Linked DNA regions of Homo sapiens: region 1 is linked to region 2. Evidence: chromatin contacts called from ENCODE Hi-C data. All regions are on one chromosome and are shown on one strand. The core of a region is the stretch at or near the end of the contact, and the rest is flanking DNA. Distances in the headings are between cores, read along the strand shown.

Evidence for each region. Hi-C counts contacts between places; a loop is a spot of excess contacts on that map. Pooled maps may share reads with other maps.
Region 1: a loop to region 2 is called in a pooled map, with 2.1 times the contacts of the local background. The contact joins two enhancer-like sites. A Hi-C loop is called at or near these places in 2 of 37 single-sample maps with no recorded cell type and 6 of 50 pooled maps.

Annotation. Positions count from the first base shown.
Region 1 is chr2:168,746,340-168,753,049 of GRCh38, reverse strand. The region is part of intron 8 of CERS6 (ceramide synthase 6); the gene reads right to left. Among named protein-coding and RNA genes, the nearest start is that of CERS6-AS1, 37 kb to the left of the region's middle. Within about 2 kb of position 1,794, at least 4 of the 41 ENCODE cell types and tissues checked have a DNase peak (open chromatin) inside an H3K27ac peak, as active enhancers do.
Region 2 is chr2:168,152,157-168,159,058 of GRCh38, reverse strand. The region is part of intron 5 of STK39 (serine/threonine kinase 39); the gene reads left to right. Among named protein-coding and RNA genes, the nearest start is that of STK39, 92 kb to the left of the region's middle. Within about 2 kb of position 2,263, at least 6 of the 41 ENCODE cell types and tissues checked have a DNase peak (open chromatin) inside an H3K27ac peak, as active enhancers do.

The DNA.
Region 1 (6,710 bases), core at 545-3,044, 590 kb before region 2:
TGAATTTTTATGTTTTCAGATTTACTTAAAATTTCACTTGTTCTGATTGTTTTCTCCATGGATAAAATACCCCATTTGTATAGATGCATTCTTCTCTGGTGAGTCTTCATTGTTTCTCTGATTTTTAACCTAACAACGAGCAAAACCAAAGGAAAGGTTTTGTTTTGTTTTTACACCTAGATGTATGGGAAAAAGTAAGAAAGCAGAAAACAAGAAAAAAACATACAAGATCCCATCTTTGGGAAGGAATCTATGAAGGATACAAGGCCTTGAACAAATGCTATATTTATGAGATCAAACCACTGCCTCCTGAGCACACTGAACGGTGTGCAGAACCTCAGCTTTCAGCAGCAGGACATTTAAGTCGGATAGTAATGGCTACGGAGATCGCTTAGCAAGCCCTCAGTTTAGGTATACTGTAGCTGCCAGCTACGTGCCACGCTCCTTGTTCGCACCCCATCACCAGCTTCCACAGGGAACCAGGCAACCAGGAATATGAATACACAAGGACTGGCTGGGTGTGACCTGGCAGTAGACAGGAGAGTCTGCAGCCTTACCTTATATTCCTGTTCAATCCAGCAAAGCTGAAAGCTATCAGCAGCACATTTTGCCATGTTGCTCTCTTTAATTTTCAATTTGCATGCAAGGCTTGAGGCATGGACTTTATATATAACTTGGTGACGCTGGACACATTCCAGTGTCAAACTTAGCCTCTCTCTCTCTCTCTCTATACACACACACACACACACACACACACACACACACACACATTTATTTTTTTAAAAGATGGGGTCTGTTGCCAAGGTGGGCCTCAGACTCCTGGGCTCAAATGATCCTACTGCCTTAGCCTCCCAAGTAGCTGGAATTACAGCTGTGCCACCACCACATCTGGCATAATCCACATGCTTAAGATATTTTCTCCCTGTGACCAGAATATTAAACACAAAAATGACATCTAAAATGAAGATATCTGGGTACTCCCTCCCTAACCAATGCAATTGTATCCCTGAGAGAGATTTTAAGATAGATAAGACTAGGTACCTACACTCAAAGAGTTTACAAATAACTGTAGGAGACTCAGACAAATACACTGATTACTAAGGTAGAATTATTAAATATAATAGGTGTTCCAAGCAAAGGGAGCATTTTGAGCAAAGGCATGTACAGGCCGGAAAGCAAAGGGTATACACAAGGGATCATGCATAGCTGGAATGGGTACCTGCAAGGCAGTAGTTAAAGGAGAAGTGTTGGCATAATTTTGTGGAAGGTCTTTCTTGCTGGGAAGAAAAGTTTGAACTTACAGTGGAAAACAAAGGAAATCCTGGAAAATTTGGGAATGGGGGTGGGGGAACTAGATTAAGGCCTTGATTTAGGAAGAATGTTATGGAAACTGTGGGATGGTTTCCATCAGAGGAGATTGGAGGTGTGAAGACACTGCATAGAGGCCACTGCAGTTATCTTGGCAAGAGGACATAAAGATCAAGAGCAAGGCTTGAGAAACACAGCTGCTCTTTAAAAAAAAAATACTGCTCAGTGATTATTATAGTCCATGGAAACAAGTACTCCAGAGAAGTGTGGAGCAGTGAGAGAGAAGGATAAACAGGAAGAATGAGATTCCTCAAGAGAGAACAAAGCTTAATTTATTTACTGAAGTGGCATGGGCTCCCATAGCAGAGTTTGCACCCACCTCCCCCTCATCCAGTAGTGCTCTGTCTTCTGGTATCATATCTGGGTCATAAAAAAGTACCTGATACAGCCCACACCCCAAACCACATCCTCAGTCTCTTTTCTCTTTAGAAAAGGTGATCAACTCATTGGCACAACTGGTTGTTAGTATTGCAGTAAATAAGTTTCCAGCCATATTCTAGCCTGCAGATTCTTTTAACCTGACACTTCCTGCTATAACCTCTTACTTGTGTTTAGGATAAGTTTTGAGGTAACATGGCTTTTGATCAAAGTCACTGCTATCATCAATATTTAGCTCAGTGACCACAGCTATGTTTTGCATCTATAGCATGGAAGCAAGTGAAGGTAGCAAGGGGGAGACAGGTTAAATATTTGGTAATCAAGAAAGTTAAGTGGAATTAACTTTATTTTTATTAAGTTTGTATTGTATGCCCAACACTTCCAGGAACTATGGAGGATACATAATAGTGAACCTCAAAGAACTTACTATCTATTTGAGGAACTGGGGTTGGAATATAAATTGGCACACTCTATTTGGCTGATAATGTTACAATACGTGTCAAAATGTGCACATCTAATGAACCGTGATCCTCTTTGCAAACATTTGTCCTATGGAAGTAATCAGGAATCCGTGAGGAAATTTGTCCATGAAGATGTTTATTTCAATATTATTTATAATAGCAAGCCACTGGAAACATCCTAATTAATGCCCTAAAATAGGGCATCAAATAATGACTTTTTCATATGGTAGATACTCTGTAGCCAATGAAATTATATTATAGAAGAACATTTAATGAAATGGAAAAATGCTGAGAGTACAATGTTAAATTAGAAAAGCAGTTATAAAAGCAGTATGTGCAGGATGATCTTACTTTGGTAAAGAAAAAAGATGTAATTTTAAACACATAAAATGTTAGAAACAAAGATATCAAACAATCAACAGTGGTTATCTCAGAACTATAGGATTGAAATTTTTTCTTCTTTGTGGTTTTAATTTTTCTACAAAATTTCTATAATGAGTATTTAACTATAATTAACATGTATGTAATCATATAAATATTAGCTTAAATTAAAATTTGAGGAAGCCACATGAGAATGATAACATACAGCCAAGCATTAACAAAAGCCAATAAAGGTCTTAACTGGGACAAAGAGTGCAACAGATTTTTACAGGGCTGGATGCAAGGTAGAAGGTGGGGCTCAGATACCAGACCAAATTGAGAACTAGCTAAAATAGGGCAAGGGCAGAAGCAGCTTTCCATAGGACACGCACCAGTGTGCCACGTCAGTTCGCCATTGCCATTGCCAAGCCAACACCTGGAAGTTAATTGCCCCTCTCCATGACCTGAAGACCCAAGTTACTACGCTTTCCCTAGAAATTTCTGCATAAACTGCCCCTTAATGTGAATGTAATTAAAAGTGGGTATAAATATGACTGCAAAACTGCCCTGAGCTGCTACTCTCTGCCTAGTGGGTAACCCTGCTCTGCAGGAGCACACACAGAGCTGTAGCACTGCCTCTTCAATAAAGCTGTTTTCTTCTACCTCCGGCTTGCCCTTGAATTTTTTTCCTGGGCAAAGCCAAGAAGCCTTGTGGACTAAGCCTCACTTTGGGGCTCACCTGCCCTGCATCAGGTGAGTTTCCAGAAAGCCAACTCTCCTAAGTCGAGGTATCACAGCAAGACCCCGTCTCTACAAAAAATAAAAAATTAGCTAGGCATGGTAGCGCACGCTACCATATTCTCAGAGCTGCAGAAGGGCAGCCTCACTTAGCCACAGTCCCAGCTTCCTGCTCCAGAAAAGGAGACAGTTGCTGGAATCACTCTACTTCCCCCATCTGCTCAGACTGTCAAGTTTTAGGTGCGTTGAATAAGGGGTGGAGACAGCTCTCAGTGAGCATGTGGCTCCCTGGAAGTGCTGAGAAGACAGGAGGCCAGGGAAAAGGAGGGCATACCTGTTGGGGAAAAGGACCTGCCTATATGGGATGGGCTTGCGCATTTCTCACTCTAAAACTGATTTTTAAATTCCGTCTGAACAAAAGAAGCAGCACTCAGATTCATCCATGGTTATGAGTGTGGGGATTCAGATAGCGAAGAGGGGTCAACTTAAACAAATAGTATGATATTTGATATCCTTTGCCCCTGGAATGTGGGTTTGTTGGCAAGTTTGGAGCTGTCTTTGTCAAGATGCCTGATATTTAGAGCTTAATAGCTGCCTAGGGACTGTGAAATCTGCCTGGGTTCTGCACTCTTCTGTTACTTTCTTATGTCATAATTTTGGAAGATATAGGAGAGAGAGTGCTTCTGGAAATGATGGGTACAATACCTCAAACCTTGTCTTTTGGGGAAAGGAGGAAATGGTAAGACAGAGGGGGAGGAAGGGATGGGGGAGGCAGGAATCAGGGGGTGGGAAAAGGGCAGACAGAAAGGACACAAGAGATCTGCTTCCCTGGGGCACTGCAGGTGCCTATACTGTGAACCAAGAGCAGGCCTTGCACAAACTCAGCATGGCATTTAATACCTGCCCCCCCCCCACCCCCAACCACGCCATTTCTGGGATTAAATGTTATACTAATAAAAAGACAAATAGATGTGCCGTAGACCTTGGGAGAGGGAAGTCCCTGTGCAAAACTCAGAGCCTGAGATCTGAAAGCCTTTTCCACCTGTAACTGCCAGGCTGGAAATCTGCCTGATGTGACCAATTTGCTGGCAAGCCTTGGACAGGCACACACAACGCTTTACTGAGGAAGAAAGAAATACAAACACAATTTGACTGAAGCAGTCCCCAGGCCAGCCATTCGGTGGGGGCGTGCAGGTTCAGGAGTAGGACCACAATGAGTTCTTTTGCAGAAATCACTGCAAACACTTCCAAGTTGTGGCTTTAGAGATGGTGGTTTTATTTAGTAAAAATTATTTTTCCAATACTCAAAAGACAGTATACAGAATCTCAGGGGGTTTCATCTAAAAATAAATTTTAAAAAATTATTTAACTAACAGGACAAGGCACTCTCTTGTGTTTCCACCAGTTATACTGAGTTTAACTGTGCTTATCCATTCAATGTTAATTACTTATTTCCATAGTCCCTGATCATAAATAAAATGGTTACAGTCAACAAGCTGAAGGTAAGACTTCTACTCTCACTGCAGAAAGAGCAATAGCCAAGGCCATACCTTAAATTGGAGAGGAAATTTATCCTACACACCATTGGCCATCTGAGTGTACAGGGCCTAGCTCCTTGTCAGAAGGTTAGGTGGCATCTGGGTAGCATCTGATGCAGCTTTCACTCACAGATATCACAGATTTTGATGAGAAAATCACAACATATTCAAAGAGAAAAGTGGGCAAAGAATCAGAAGAAATACAACTGGCTTATGAAAACATGAACAAAATGTTCTCCCATATTAATAATCCAATAAATACAAAGTAAAACAGGATACATGCATGTTGAAGTCTTTGGGCTGAACTGTCATGATATCTGCAGCCTAATTTCAGATAATTTGGCAAATGCGTGTGTGTGTGTGTGTGTTTATGTGTGAGCGTGTGTAGGAAGTGCTATTGGTATCATAAGGGCTAACGGTGAGTGCAACTGGGGGTATATGCATATTTACTGTATTTTTTCAAATTTTCTGTGGGTTTGAAAATGTTGAAACTAATAATTAAAAGAGATAATATTTAAACTATATGATCAAATATACATAAAAAAGAGAAAACACTGTGTTATCAAAAAATAAAATGAAACCACTCAAATACATAGTTTGTCAGGGTACAAGTAGCTGAAATCTTCATAGAAAATAATTTGGCTATATATATCCAGAATATCTTAAAATAACTCTCTACCTTCAAAGTCACTTTTACGGTTATCTATCTTTTAAGAAATAAAGGTTACCAACAAAGATTTAAGTTCAAGAATGCTTTCTCAATACTATTTCTAATGGTTTTAAAAAATGATTAAAAATCCATATCTATAGTGGTAGAACATTATTCATACATTAAAATCATGTCTTTTATCTAGTGACATGAGAACATTCTCACAACTTAATGAAAAGTGACAAAAGATTAAAAAAAAAAAAAAATTTGTTGAGACAGGGTCTCACTCCATTGCCCAGGATGGAGTGCAGTGGTGCAATCATGGCTCACTGAATCCTCCACCTCCTGGGCTCAAGCGATCTTCCAACCTCAGCCTCCTGAGTAACTGGGACCATAGGCATGCACCATCATGCTCGGTTAATTTTTTTAACTTTTATTTTTAATAGAGACGAGGTCTTGCTATGTTGCCTAGGCTAGATTAAAAATTACGTACAGTATAATCTCCAATTTTCCTTTAGACATTTTACACACATATGTATAAAACATGATTTAAAGTGCGATTAAATGAACATATGCCAAAATGGTAATTAACACTAGGTACTTCTGATTCCAGGGATTTAAAATGTTTTCTACATTTTCCAAATGTTCTCTAATGAGTATGTATTCTTATAATTAGAGAAAATAACATACTTTAAATCTATATAAATGCATATAATCATTTTTTCAAAGATGATTTTATATATATATATATATATATATATATATATATATATATATATATACCCTTTACCCTTTTAAATCAGTTTGGAAATAGCTACTTGTGTTCAACTCTCAGGTGCAGAAGAGGGGAAGCTGCTTCAGTGCCAGGGCTGAACATCTTTAGGATTGCACAAGGTGTACCAAGGGGATAAAACTCAGAATTTAAGCCTGTTGTTAGTTTTGGTGTTAACATTCCTATGTGTAAGTATCCTTAGTGTGTCACTCAGATAGTACCACAGAAACAAAGTCAAGCAGAAAAATACCAGACATCAGTAGAGTCTCATCATGTCCCTCCACCCAAATCTTCCTTAGATGGAGACCACACTCGGAACGTGATGGCAGAGGGGTGGGATGTGTGCTTTTCTGAAGGTCTGTTAGTGGAGACTGCACATCTTCTTGCATGATCAAGGGCAATAAAGTAAAATAATAAACTTATCAAATAAGCAGTTGATGATAAGT
Region 2 (6,902 bases), core at 1,014-3,513:
AACACTCACTTTTACATATGTATAAATTCCCTTTTTCAGAACTTTTTATCAGAAAACAGAAGATTAAAGGGCCTGATTTAGACCATGAGAAACCCTCACTTTATTATGCAGCTAGAAGTGTGGTGGATAGGATAATGAGCCTGGTTCTGTTGAACACAGTCCAAATTCTCTGGGAAGAATGTACATTTCTATTGAACGTGGGTATAAAATCAGGAACTAATGTGTCTTGAGTGCTTCCTGTGTGTCAGGCTAGGTTTTGGATTCTGAATGCTTTGAGTCTCATTCAGTCCTCAGCACAACTCCATGAGGAAGGTACTATTGCATCCATTTTACATAGGAGAAACTAAATTACAGTGGGGAAGTCAGTTGCCCAGGTCACACGTAGAATAAGCGGTGTAGCCATGCTTTGGGTTTGGACAGTCTGACTCTAGAAACTGTCAACTCACATCTATGGGATTTCCAGGAGGAGGACCTTAAATCTGGATTTAAATGACCTCACTTTCAGATGGAATATACCCCAGCGATCACTAGCTCTTCTGTGTCTCTGCATAAATCGATTCCCCTTTGGGCCAGGGAACATATTCAGCACCTTCTTCCTCCTTGCTCCTTCAGGCTGAAACACAAGGGTGTCCCTGGTAAGGTTTCAGGGCATAGGAGAAGCAGCCATCTAAGCGTCATTTGGTATAGAATTAAGCTCAATAATGACACCACACTCTTTTCAGACTGGAAAACTTCAGGTTTGATGTAGTGAATTAGAACCTGAGGACAGCCTACTCAGGGTTTAAGAGAAAATGCTTTCCTTCTTACTGTACCTTCTATGCTTAGAGGTCCAGTGTGTGTAACTTCCTGATAATCAACTTGGATGCCTTGGAAAATGTAATAGGTTTTGCTGCACTGTGTGATAGAAGGGGGAGTGGCTACTCGAAAGTCATGTTCTTCCCACGGCATAGCATTTTATCTTCCAATTTGATGCCCTGTCATATTGTCAGGAAGAGCTTAGTGCTTTGGCAAATGACTAAGCCTGTTTGTCCAGAATTAATGAGAGACACTATTTTGAGCAAACAGAAATTCATATGAAACAGATCACTTTGAGGTGGTTTCTGCTAATCTTTTTAATCTAAGATTTAAAAAAAATAGTGGCTACTCTTGATGTTCTATAAAAATGTTGATTTCAACACCTTTGATTTATAAAGAACTTTGTAGAAGCTTACTACTACATTATGTAAGGTAGATCTCATGCTCATTTTCACTTACGTTTGCCTTTTAGGTGTGTGTGTGCTGTGGTTTGAATTTTGTGTGCCCTCCAAATTCATATGTTGAACCCTAATTACCAATGTGATGGTGTTAGGAGGTGGGGCCTTTGGGAGGTAATAAGATCATGAGGCCTAAACCCTCATGAGTAGGGCCAGTGCCTTTATAAAGAGGCCCCAGAGAGCTGCCGTGCCCTTCTACCATGTGAGGACACGAACAGAAGGCACCATCTATAAACAAGAAGGCGGGTCCTTACTAGATAGTGAATCTGCCGATGCCATAATCTTGGACTTCCCAGCCTGCAGAACTGTGATAAATAAGATTTTGTTGTTTTTAAGTCACCCAGTCTAAGGTATTTTGTTATAGTAGGCCCAATACACAAAGACAGTGCTTATGTGTGTGAATGTGAATTTCCCTTCCCTGGTTTTACATAACAGAAATAAAAACTGGTACTGAGCGAAAGCAGCCTGGAACTCTAGAAAGTTACCATCAAAATGCCTCACGTATGTGCATCCATTCAAATCAAGCTTATGCCCTGGGTTTTTCACTGTCCAAGGTACATTGGTAGAACTTTGGGTAGCATCTCTTATTTACTGGGAGGGAGATAATATCCTTATCAGCCTTGAATACATCTTCATTTTAAATCTGCATCTTGAACACTGAAAACCCCATGACTAAAAGTGCTAGGAAAACATGCAATGAAACTTAACTTGCTTCTGTCACTTAGGCGTTATCCATTAAGGAGCTAGAGGAAGATGGGCAAGGTGGTTGAGTTTTTACACCCATAGCTGCTAGGTTCTTTCATTTTCCTTCTGTGGCCTTTGGCCCTCATAAAGTGCACTTTGATGGGGAGGGTAGGGGTTTAAGAGTTATTTTTTGTGTTGTAGGGAAGAGAGGCTGCTGCTTTGAGCAAGGCACCCGAGCAGCGCTGGAGTCAGCTTCTGATTAGTGTGGGAAAGCGCTGAAAGCCCCGGAGGCATCCAATCAGGAAATGATGTCATCACATTTATGAGCACCTTGGCCCAGAGCATGGGCTCTGACACCAGACAGCCATAGTTCAGTCCTGGCATTGCTCCTTCTAGCTGTGTAACCAAGTTATAGCTTTAGCTTCTCTGTGCCTCATTTTGCACGTTTGTGTAATGAGAATATACTGCGGCATTAAAGGAGTTAAAACACATTTTATTTTAGAATTTGCTAACTCATTGCTTTCGTATTGAAATTGGGATGGTGTCCTCTAATTACTTAGGGTGTGGTAAGCTCACGGTGGCTAGGGAGGTGCGAGGCCTTAGGCACTCCATCTGACCTCCTGCCGTGTTATTTTGCTCTTTTCTTTTTCCCATCAGTTTCCTCAATATCACCAGAGTGAAGAATCTGCAGTGTAGATCTGACTGTATCTTCCTCTTGCATAAAGTTTATAAGCATTGTTGATGGAATAAAGCATTGTTGATGGAATAAAGCTCCAGCTTCCTACTAATGGCAGATGAGGGACCTGCCTGTTTTTCTGGTCATGTCTGCAAGTGCTTTCTGCTGTGACTTGAAATGCTTATAGCTTCTTGTTCAGGGTTCCCCTTTCTTACCTGAGTAACTTCTTTTCATGACTTATTCATGAAGAATTCTTTCCTTGAGAAACCTTTCATGATCATTTCCTCCACCATGCCCACCTGCACCAGGTTAAGCCCCTCACCCTGGTGGTTTGCAAGGGTTCTGGCCATACTCTAGCTAGCCTATGACACAGCACTGACATTGGGCCTTTACTTTCCCATCTTCCCTTCAGACTGGATACTTCCCAGAGGGAGAAACTGTGTTGTTCATCGCAGCATTCCCAGATGGTACCTGATACATGGCAGGTGTTCCTGAACTTTGGGTCAGTGCACTCTGCCTAGAGGCACGGGAGACACCCTGTCTCAGCAGCAGGTTATGCAAGTACATGTGCCTGTTGGTGGCAAAGAGAACAGATGTAAGGCATAGCTGAGAGTTGAAATGAGTAAGAATATATCAGCTTAGCAGGGAGGGAGGCAGAAATATTTTAAATATTTAGGTATGTATACTACTGCATATTTTAAAGGCTGAAAATAGTTTTTAATGGGGAATATCACTTCTGATTTTGGACAAGCACTGCCCTAGCCTGCAAGCCATGAGGCTAAAGTTAAGGAAGAGTGAAGCAGAGAACATGAATGAAGAGGCAACTGGTTATACTCAGAAAATAGAATACACATGAAAATTAAAATCTGTTGGGGTGGGGGGGGTGCAAGTGCTTTATAGTGAACCGAAATATTTGTTTTGAGTTTCAGGAACAGTTTATAACTATGTGAATTATGGTTTGATGAATTACGACAAAATTCTCATACATGAATTTTTTTTTGGCATAAGTGAATAAGGACAGTAAATTAATGTGGCTCCCTGATTTTTGGTATCTCGACAAATGGTAACATTTGATAAGAGCTCTAGAATGAACCAAGAATGTACTCAGTTCTGGAAACTGAGTTTTTCATTCCAGCTGCACACCATCAGTGAGAAATACTTGGGGAGATTGTAAGCAGCTTCTCATGCTTTAACAGCTGCTAGCAGTTGTTTGAGCAACAGCTTAAGGAAATGTTACTGGGTGAACCCGGTGGAGGAGAACCACTTTGCTCTACTCTCCTGCTGGAATTTTTGCTCAGCTCTGCACGTTTAGCTGCAGGGGGGACAGGGTTGAGCTTCACAGAAGAGTGTCTAGGGGGGCATGAGGCAGATGGGACTCAGTCTCCCTCCTTCCCTCTCTTTTTTCCTTCCTGTAAGGGCCTGCAATTCATTATTAAATTAAATTTCACATATTACCAAATACTATGGAGGTCTGCCTAAAATAAGAGTTTTTAGACTTGAAAGCAGAGCAATTCGGTCCTTTGCTTATTTTTTCGTTTATTTTTCTTTTTCCCAGAACCTCCATTTGTATAGCCTGCTCCTTCTGTGGGAGAAAAGGTAAACATTAGATGTTTGGTTTCAGTGTATCCTCAGTGGTTAGTTGACAGGTATTTATTGAGCATTTGCTATGTTCTAGGCACAGTCCTCTCAGCTGACACAGTGGTAAGCAATGGAGACATTGTGTCTACTGTCATGGAGTTTAGGTGACACATTAAACAGTCAACTATATAAATTTAAAAAATGTGTTAAGTGTGAAGGGAATGCCTATACCTGGGTAACTTAAGTTATCCACATTAGGACTAGTTGAATAGGTTGTAATGGGGATAAATTTTAAATATGTATTGTAAATAGGTTTTGGTCAATAACATCTTATAAGTTACTGCATGTATCATATGTTGATTACAGATTTTTAGGACATTTAAATAGTGTTAACCTGTGTTTACATTCTGTGGAATATGATTTAACACTTGATTGTATGTAGTACACTTGAGGACACAGTAGCCAGTCTAGGCCCCCAGTGGTCATTAACTTACTGTCCTTACCCTTTGCTGGCCATAGTTTGTATCACCTGTAAAATGATGTGCTTAGGCTCTCAAATTTCCTTGCAACTCTAACAAGTGGATAACTTTAATAGAGAACTCTATGACCCCTGTGCTCCTGAACTGTGCTTCTCACAGTCTTTCCCAGTTCTTTTAGTGGGAGAACCATTCTTCTATTGAATGGGCCAGAAATCTTGATATTCCTCGATCCTTGTCGTTCTCTTGGACCCTACATCCTATCCAATATGTTAGTAAATCCTATGGTTGACCATATTTCATCAGCTCCCTGCTGTCATCCTGGTCCACAGACCCATCAGTTCTTGTTTGGATTATTATGGTGGTCTCCTAAAAGGACCTCTTCTTCTGCCTTTGCCCCTCTGTGGTCTGTTCTCTACACGGCATCTGGATTAATGCTGTTAAACTAAGTTGACTTGTATTATGCCTTTCCTCAAAACCCTCCAACCCCTTGCCATTTCAGAGTGAAAGTCAAAATCCTTAAGGTGGCTCGTGAGGCCTTACAAGATCTGGCCCCTCATTATGTCATTGATTTCAACTCTTACATCTTCCTCTTCAGTCAAATCGGCCTCCTTACCTTGCATGCTGCTGCCCCGGGATCTTTGCATGGGCCGTTCCTTCTTTCTGGAATACTCTTTTCCTTACCTCCTTCAGATCTTGGCTCAAGTGTCACATCAGTGAGACTTCCAGGCCTCATATTGTAACCCCCCCCCACCCCATATTTTGTATTCCCTGCCCTGCTCTGTTTTCTTTATTGTACACATCAGCGTACTCTCTATCAGTGGCTCTCTCAAGGTGTGCTCCTAGAGCAGCAGCAGCAGCATAAACTTGATAAAAATGCAAACTCTTGTGTTCTCCTACCCTAGACCTTCTGAATCGGAAACTCTAGAGGTAGGGCCCAGCAATCTGTGTTTTAAGAAGCCCTCTAAGGGTTCTGAAGCAGGCTGAAGTCTGAGAACTACTACTATGTATTATATTTTGTAATTTTGCTTTTATCTGTATTTACCTCTCCCCCTTACTCCTGCCCCAACTTAAAAGTCAGCTCCGTGAGAGCAGGGGTTTCTGGTCTACAGTCCCAGTACTTAGAACTGGAAGTGGCACTTAGTAAGATCTTGGCAAATAGTTGTCAAATGAATTAATAAACATCTGACTATATAGTAAATTTAGATTAAAAGAATATTGAGCAATAGTTCAGTGACTCTTTAATGTTAGGAGTTTTCAGTGTGAGGTTTTCTTTTATCACAGATTTGGAAATCTGCAGATTCTTTGAAGATTCAACTAATCCTTCTGAAAACTTTGTAAAACAATGGTGTGCATTGTTTCCTTAAATACTTGTAGCAACTGGAGTTGTGTTATTTTAATCTTCTCCCATAGGGATCATATTTTTAACATGTACAGATGGGCTATTGTGGCTTAATGGAAGCTTCTGATAGTAGTGCTGGTTGAGTGAAGATTTGTTTAAAAAAGATCACCTGCAGGTATATGAATATTGCATTGGAAATTTAGACTTATTAATATTTGATCTAAGTTGTTCATGCCTGTCTCTGCGGATATGGCCGGCCAGGAGCCCTCGCTGACTTTAGAAGCTTGCCTTTGGCTTGGGAAACAATAATACCTGTATAATATACTTACCTGGTGCTCTCCTTACAGCAACTCTGTCAGTTCAGCACAATAGTTCCTTCAGATGAAGCATCTGAGGACTGCTGAGCAATTGTGGACTTGTTTAAGGTCATTCTGAAAGTCATAAAAGCACTTCACTCTCAAATCTCCTCAGACTTCACTTTTGCTTCTTGCCATTAGGTTTCACCCCTACCCCACCAATATACTTCTTAACTCTATGCCTTTTGACGGTTGAGGAGCGCCGGGGCTCAGTTCCTTCCGTTGTAAAGTAAGGAAGATTGACAAGATGTTCTCCAAGGACCTATCTTGCATCAAAATGTTCAAATAACCCTTCATTAGCTGCAGTCACTTAAAGACATTCTCAGTACTGTTTTGAAGAATTCAAATCAGAGGATTGTCTTGGGTGTAGAGAGGAGAGTAAGCCAAGCCTCTGTCCTGTGGCTGCTTTTACCAGAGCATCTTTAAAAATAGTCCTCCCACCCCACATTGGGGATCCAGGGAAGAATGGATATGTGGTGTGGGAATTATCTGTGTTTTTCCTTTGTTCAGTGTAATTATCTTATTTAATAGAAAGTT